3 separate regions of the Mus musculus genome follow, and all the other regions are linked to region 3. Evidence: chromatin loops called from intact Hi-C (ENCODE). Cell type or tissue: heart. All regions are shown on one strand.

Evidence for each region. Peaks named below come from ENCODE experiments on the same cell type or tissue, not always from the same donor. Only the 100,000 strongest peaks of a DNase experiment are listed, where the experiment ranks them.
Region 1: it touches region 3 in a loop (4-fold over the local background); 9 of 42 quality-filtered maps call a loop at or near these places.
Region 2: it touches region 3 in a loop (5-fold over the local background); 5 of 42 quality-filtered maps call a loop at or near these places.

Annotation. Positions count from the first base shown.
Region 1 is chr4:107,252,106-107,254,605 of GRCm38, reverse strand. Lrrc42 (leucine rich repeat containing 42) reads left to right here and starts at 1,073. Exons shown (of 8, transcript NM_029985.2): 1 at 1,073-1,331. Hspb11 (heat shock protein family B (small), member 11) reads right to left here and starts at 703. Exons shown (of 6, transcript NM_028394.3): 1 at 611-703. In heart, a CTCF peak has its summit at 1,314; DNase peaks (open chromatin) are centred at 975 and 1,885; H3K4me3 peaks cover 2,500 bases; H3K27ac peaks cover 2,334 bases.
Region 2 is chr4:107,312,897-107,315,396 of GRCm38, reverse strand. It overlaps Yipf1 (Yip1 domain family, member 1), which reads right to left and starts at 1,034. Exons shown (of 10, transcript NM_145550.3): 1 at 935-1,034. In heart, a CTCF peak has its summit at 1,532; DNase peaks (open chromatin) are centred at 1,056 and 1,626; H3K4me3 peaks cover 1,865 bases; H3K27ac peaks cover 1,714 bases.
Region 3 is chr4:107,177,919-107,180,418 of GRCm38, reverse strand. Tceanc2 (transcription elongation factor A (SII) N-terminal and central domain containing 2) reads left to right here and starts at 2,053. Exons shown (of 5, transcript NM_025617.2): 1 at 2,053-2,181. Tmem59 (transmembrane protein 59) reads right to left here and starts at 1,789. Exons shown (of 8, transcript NM_029565.3): 1 at 1,502-1,789. The coding sequence starts at 1,690. In heart, a CTCF peak has its summit at 1,449; a DNase peak (open chromatin) is centred at 1,908; H3K4me3 peaks cover 2,490 bases; H3K27ac peaks cover 2,066 bases.

The sequences.
Region 1 (2,500 bases), 74 kb before region 3:
CTGGGTTTTACAGACAGGGACGGTGGATTCCCTACCCTTTCCCAGGGCCATTGATTTTCTCTTTAAATATACAGTGTAGCCCTTTCTGGTACTTCTTTCAGAAAACCTCTGGGTCACGTCCTGGGTTGATTTTCTCCTTGACCAGCACCTTTGGGTCTGTGTGCTCTTACATCTGCCTGCCCCAAATCCTTTCCTACAGCATCCACTGGTAGCTCTGGTGTAAATTTAAAACCGGTCATTCTCTTTCTCCCATAATGGCAGCCCGGACACAGTCCTCTCACCTCCAAGACTCAAATAATTTCAAATAACGTAAATGCACCCACATTGACTTTAAATATTATTCCTGTTTGAGGTTGGACCGTGCTGATAATGTGTTACGTTTGGCATATTAACTGTCATTTGTAATTGTTCTTCCTTCTGAGGGTCAAAGCATCATTTCAGGGCACTAAAAGTTCTTGGGGAGGGGGGCCTAGAGAGAGGCCAGGCCCTAATCACTCTGTTCTCTCCCAGCGACATCGCTGCTCCACCCGCGGTCACCCGCCGCGCGTCTCCTCACAACCGGTTCCTTCCCGCCCGCAACCCTCCGCCGGCCTCGCCACCGGGCTCCCACCTCTTCGGTGCCCGCCCACCGTGCTGCACGGACCCGCTCGCCTGGGCCTTGGGTAGCTCCGCGAAAGGACCGGGTCCGCTCGCGATCCCCGCCCGTCACGCCCCGCCCGGCCCTGGCCCCGCCCCGCCTCGCTTCGCTTCGCTCCCGCCCCGCCTCAGCCTCAGAGGAGTTCCCAGGCGCGCGCCCTGCGCAGCCCCGCCCCGCCCTCTCCTGGCAGGGGCTCCGCCTAGAAGCGCCACCTCACTTGCGCGTCTTTCCTCAGGACTACCTTTACATTGCATTGCCTCGGGGAGGTGGGGGGGCCTCCAAGAGATCTCGGGGGACATGCCCTCGCGCGGGCACGCACACGCACGGCCCCGCCCCGCCCCTTTCACCCTTCCTGCGACCGCCCGGCTTTCTCAGCTCGGCTGTCCCAACCCACTCCCGGCCCCGCCCCGCCACATGCCCCGCCCACTCCAGATCAGACCACGCCCCTCATGCCGGCCCCGCGCACGCGCGCCTACCCAGCCGAGTTCTTTTCCCCCCCCACCCCTCCCTGCTGGTACCTCAGTCCCGCGGCGCCAGGTCGCCCCCAGCCCCTCCCTCTTGCCACCCTCTGTGTGTGTCCCACCCTCACGGGCTTTGTGGCCTAGGTTGCCGAGCCGCTTCCCGGTCAGCCGCTCAGTGGAGGAAGGAGCCGCCAGTGAGGTGCAGCCGCTCGCTGCCCCGGGCAGGGGCACAGGTAGGTGGCGGCCGCGGGCCGGGCCGCTCGCCGAGCCTCAGGCAGCGCGTGGGTGCGGGGGCGGAGTGTGAGGGGCTGGGGGAGGGGAAAGGCCCTAGGGACGAGGTAGAGCTCGCGGTGGGAGGGGTGGGAGGATGAAGAGGTAGGGGTGCCTGAGGTGGGCTTAAGGGTGGGGTCCGCGGCGTCCCGGGTTAGACTGAGGGTGTGTGAGAATTTAGGGTTCTGGGCGGGAGAGGGAGCGGATTTAGCTTAGGTGGACTTGGGGAGAAGCTTGGGTGGGAGTGCCGGGAAAGGGGGAAAGAAAAGGGGTTGAGGAGTGCACCAAGGGAAGGAGCTAGGGTTGGAATAGGGGGAGGGGTGGGGCGGGGGGGGGCAGGGAAGAAACTAGTTGAGGCCGTGGATTGGGAAGTTGGAGATAGTGAGGCGTGAAGAAAGGGGAATCTGAAGGTTGAGGACGCAAAACCGGGAAAGAGATGGGGAGACTAGGGTGCTAAGAGGAACCTCGATGGTGAGAGGAAGACTCGTGAGGAGGGAGAGAAGGATGGGGGCTGGAGACGGGTCGCTAGAAGACAGGTGGAGGCGGGGTTGAGTCTTTTGAGGGGCACGGGAGAGTCTGGGATGTGAGGAAGATGGGTAGAAGATCTGGGAGTGAATGGGGAAGGTTAGAATTTGGGGGGTGGGGGACTGAAATTTTTTCTGTTTGAAAAGCTAAAGAGTGGGTAAAACTATCAAGATGTGGGAGAGATTAGCTTGCTCTTGGACAAAGTATGGGCCCGGATAGGACATGAGTTTCTGCAGTTTGGGGGAGAAGGCAGGTAGGGAAGTGGCAAGTTACAGGGAAAAAAGAAGTAGTGGGAAATTGAATAATGGCGGTGACACAGAACAATGAAGATGGATTGTTAGTTGGTTAGAGATACTTTGGAACTACTTTCTCTTCGGATTTCTTCCTATGTTAAGAAAAAGTCTTTAAAAACCACTACATTTTCAAATGAGCCAAAGGTGTCTGCAGTCTTGAGATGAAGGTAGTGGGTTGACAGATGTTTTCCTGGTGTGTGGATATGGCGGATTTCTGCCCTGGCAGAGTGAAGGGGGAGCGCTTCATCCTTGAGTGAGCCCTGGTTCTGTTTCCACCCACTCTTCCTCAGATGACCACTGTTTTTTACTATAGT
Region 2 (2,500 bases), 130 kb before region 3:
CAGGTCATACAACTTGATATTTATATTAATATAGCTCAGGAAGAGAGTTGGTATAGAGCTGAGCAGCCTCTCGGAGTTAAAGAAGAGGAGTGAGCTGGAGAATAAGGGAACTGCACCTGGGAATAGAGTATGTGACGGGTGAGAACTGAACACAGGAGAGTCGAGAAGCACTCAGGACTCTGTGAGTGGATGTCCAGCCCAGCCTGTGATCAGGACATCTGTGAGCGGAATCCACCCAGTGCAGGGAAGAACCATCCAGAGCGACACTGGACAGCCTACAGAGGAACCGAAAGCTGGTGTGGTAGCTCATTTGAATGTTTGCCTAGCAAGTACAAAGTCCTGGGTTCAATACTCAGGACCTACAAAATCTGGTGCATGCCGGCGATCCCAGCACCTAGGAGACGGAGGCAGGAGACTGAGTAAGTTTAAGGTTATCCTAGACTATCTGGTGAGCTCGGAGACCATGAGTTAGAAGAGTGTCCTATCAACAAAAAGAGACTGGCTGCGGGGGACACTCGCTGCCGCGTGAATGTTTAGGGGCCAGATGCAGCCTGGAGATGGAAGAAAATGGAAGGGGAGCCTAGGGTTTGGGAGAGGTGGTGGGGAAAGCATTCCAGTGCAGCCGGCTTAAGGTCCCAGACAGACCTGGGTTTGAGTCCCGATTCTGTTGTTTCTCTGCTGTGTGTGCGCTCCTTGAGGCTCCCCATCTGTAAAATGGGTTCGTGAAGGTGTCTAAACCATTCTATAAGGTAGTGCGTGTAAGGAGCTTAGCGAAGAGCCAGGCAATTAGTAGCTCTTAACTGTTAGCGACCCTGCAGTCAGGGATCTAGGGATGCACAGACAGGGTTTGGGTGGTGGTGGGGGATGCTTGAGCAACAGAGGACAGGGAGGGTAGGAGATTCCCCAACTGACCCAGAAGCCCTGACGCCCTCACCTCTCAGGAAGAGGTCCAACTGTCCAGGAAAGGTTGGGGCCTGGGATGCTCTGCACTGGTAGCCGGTCAGTCCAATCCCGGAAGCCGGAGATCCGGGGGAGGGTGTTAGATTTCTCCGCCTCCTCCGGGCAGAGCACCGCCTCCTCTCTTAAAGCAAACGCGGTCACCCAGCGAAGACTCGGAAAACGCGGAAGACACCGGAGCGCCAAGTAACTCGGTGCTGAGTCCCGCCCTCTCGGTGGTCTTAAAGAGACAGGCGAAGTGGGGCGAATTCTCAGGAGTTCGGGAGTGTTTTACTCATTGTTTATACGTTTTACTTATGCAAAGAGAAAAATGAAAAAGAAAAAGAAAATAGGTCACCAGTTCCTGGTTTCTCTGGCCATGAAAACTTAACCAGCGAGGAAGGCACCATAGCAGATGGCTTGTGAATCAAAGAAGTTCTTTTGTCACTGTTCACAGAGGGCTGGCCCCTCAGCTGTACCACCTAGGTGTCTGACAGTCACCTCGAAAACAGCAGGACTTAACAACATTGGCATAGTCTGGCAAGCGACCTTGTGGTTTGCTTCCTACCTGGACCTCCAGGCTTGGAAAACTGTCTCCCCCTGCCCATAGGGGATGCTATCGTCTCCTCTGGGACTCCTGTTGCTCTGCTAATCCCCTGGGCTTCACCCTGCTTTGGCAATGCTTGCCTGAATTCTGTTTGCTTATCTTTGCCAGCCTGTGAACACTGAGAACAAAAAGATCCGGAATGGTTCTAGTCTCCGGGTGGCCAGTACCAGCCAAGGCAGTAGCATACAATTACTGTTCACAGTATTCTATCACGGACTGAAAGGGTCCCTAGACAGTTTTTGCTGTCTGGGAGGGAGCAGTGTAAACAGCAGACACTTGATTCACAGCTCATACAAGGAGACCAGTGTCTTTAGCTTCACCTGCAGGGTACTTCCAATTTGACTTCTAACATACTCTGAATATCAGTCATGATTGATAATGTTTTTTTTTCTTTTTAAAAAAAGAGTTGCTTATTTATTTTATGTATGTGAGTATGCCACTGTCTTCAGACACACCCCAGAAGAGGGCATTAGATCCCATTACAGATGGTTGTGAGCCACCATGTGGTTGCTGGGAATTGAACTCTGGATCTCTGGAAGAGCAGTCAGTGCTCCACTGAGCCGTCTCTCCAGATAATGTTTTCCTAACTGGCAAGCTGTCAGGTGTAATAACACACATTAGTTAATATAATTCATATGGAGGGGCTTTGTCTATGCAGGACCTCCAACTCTCAGAACAATGCTGCAAACCCGAGGGGGGCGCCCTTATTATATAAGGGGGTAACTGGGCTCAGAGTGCATGTGGAGCACTGTTGTTGAATGTCCGGAATGAACATCAGCTTATGAACTCAGACGTGCAAGCATGCCCAACACCTCTTCTGTCTCACATTCGCTCATTTGCTGCTAACCTCACCCCCACTGATCTTACTCCAGCTACAGACCCTGAGAAAAGGCCACCCCAAATGCTCGCTATGGGCTCCTCATCTTCTTCATGACCAAAGCAACTTGGCAGGGAAAG
Region 3 (2,500 bases):
ATTCCTCTTACTCCCTGAGGTGAGCAAGGCAAGCCTTACACCCGTGACCCCTGACCTCAGCCTCCAGCAGGCTGTAATTTACAGGTGTCCATGACCATCCCAGCTCTTCATTTCTCCCAACTATTTATTAATTTCTAACTTAGAAATTTTAAGGCTAGCCGGTGCTGCAAGCCTTTAATCCCTGCACTTGGGAGGCAGAGGCAGGAGGATTTCTGAGTTTGAGGCCAGCCTGGTCTACAGAGTGAGTTCCAGGACAGCCAGGGCTACACAGAGAAACCCTGTCTCGAAAAACCAAAAGAAAGAAAATTTAAGGCTAATCTCAGTACAATCTTGTGGCGCCGTTTATGTTTTGCTTGTAATTGATGACCCTCAGATGGGTAAGGGGGACAAAATGCTTGAAGGTACAGAATTTACACTTTTTAATATCAAAGACAGGAAAGCACTTGTCAATATGGAACATTCTAAAGTCACTGGGACTGCCATTCTAGTCACTTTGTACCTTTAGAAGGCAAAGAGGGAGAGCCACAATGGTTAAGCAAATAGCATACAGAAGACAAGGCCAAAAAAAAAAAAAAAAAAAACCACGCGCATCAGCGAAAGCCCTTACAAAGCCAGGTGGGGAGGGGCATAAACCCTAATTATATATGGAAAATGAGTGGGGAGAACCACCAAGCAATTTAGAATGTTGAGTAAACAGAATTCATAAGAAACTGGAAAACAACTTAAGAAGGCAGAATTAAAGGCTAGGCAGCGGCTGCGGGCAGGGACCAGGGTTAGGGATCGGTCTCTCCTCTAGCTACACAGTATAGGTTTTCCGTAGGACAGTAGAATTTCCTGATCCACTCCACGATTCCTTATCTTCTGCACTGAGTGACGTTTATTTTACTTTATTGTTTTTTGAAGACAGACCCCCCCCCCCCCAACCGCCGCCTCACAAAGGCATCCAGTCCCTTGCGGCAGCGTCTCACACACACTCAACACAGACAGGAAGTCCTCCCTTCCACGGTGTCTGGTAACTACTGAGGCTGACTTCACACTTCAGACCGCAAAGGAATTGTCAAGCTTTCTCCGACTCGGGGAACACAACGCGCTTCGTCCCAGAGAGGCGCGCCATCAACCCAGACTGGAAGGCACTATTTTGTGCACGCCTGCGTCCGCGCCATCCTCCCCACCCCCGCGCTGCTAGTTAGGTCAGGACCTCGCGTTCATCCTCCATCTACCCTAGCAAGCGATCGCCTCCCTGGCGGTCCCGCGGGCTCCCAAGGGCTCGCCGATTCCGCACATTTGTGTCCCCCCCCCCAACCCCCAGCCTATCGCCGAGACCTGCAGCACAAACTTCCGGCAATTTCCGCAGGAGCAAGGAAAACTGCAGCTGCACCGAGTGGGCAGCGGCTGAAGCACAGCTTCACCACTAGGGCCCCGGCGCTGACCCCGAGGTGGAACGACGCGAGCTGGGGCACCGAGGGATGAGGGGAACTCGGGACGGATGGGCCCTGCCTACCTTCGGGTAGGTGTGCAAGGGGTAGGTCAGCTGACAGGCCCGGTGACAGGACGCTGTGTCTCCCAGGACCGAGTCAAAGGCTTCGGCCGCTGCAGTCCCCGAGCCTCCGGCCAGCGCCATAGTCAACAGCAGCAGCGGCGGGAGCCCCAGTTGGGCCTGGACCCAAAGCTTCCCCTTTGGCGCCGCCATCTTGTTCCCCTCTGTCACAGCAGCTCGAATTGTTGCTGTTTTCTTTTCAGGCTTTCTCCTTCTTCCGGGCCAGCCCCTTTCCCCGCCCCTCCGGCCCGCGCTTCCGCCTCCGAGAGCTCCTCGGCCCCGCCCCGGTCCGCCCAATCGGCTGCCTCCTGGCCGGTCTCTGGGACGGAAAACCTCTCGTGGGCGGGCTTGGGGACCCGGCCGACCATCTCAGCCTTGGGCTCAGAGCCGCGCCTGCCCCTTTCTCCGTGCCAGGCCGACTGGGGCCAGTAGTTCTCGGCGGCTTGGAGCGAGCTGAGGGGTGTTGCTTCCCTCAACCACAGCTTCCGCACGCCTCGCAGTGCGTTCTGGGAAGTGTAGTTCCTGCGGGTCACCAGCGAGGAACTGGGCCCCGGAAGAAGTGTACAAATAGTTACAACGCGCGGCCCGGGTGGAGGTCCCGAGGAGTCAAGAGACCAAACAGCGTAGGCAGGCTGATTTTCCCGGTGGGTCTCACGTCGAGCTCTGATTGGATAAGCCCTTTCCAGGCCTCCTAGTGCTGGGGCCAAGGCCTTGCTCGTGGAAGGGTTGGGATTCTCTGACACACAACACTGGTTTCTGAAGCAGCTTCTGTATTGCGCCGGGGTCTGGAGATGGTTGTTGTGGGCCTTAGAGTAATTCTTAGGATTGGGGCTGCCGCGGAGTGGGTGTAAAGAGGGGTTCACTGAGCCCAGTGGAACCCTAACTTCATCACAACTCAACCTGAACTGGAAAAGGATTTCAGAAGTCACCCCATTACCCCGGGTAGTGGAATCCAACTCCCTC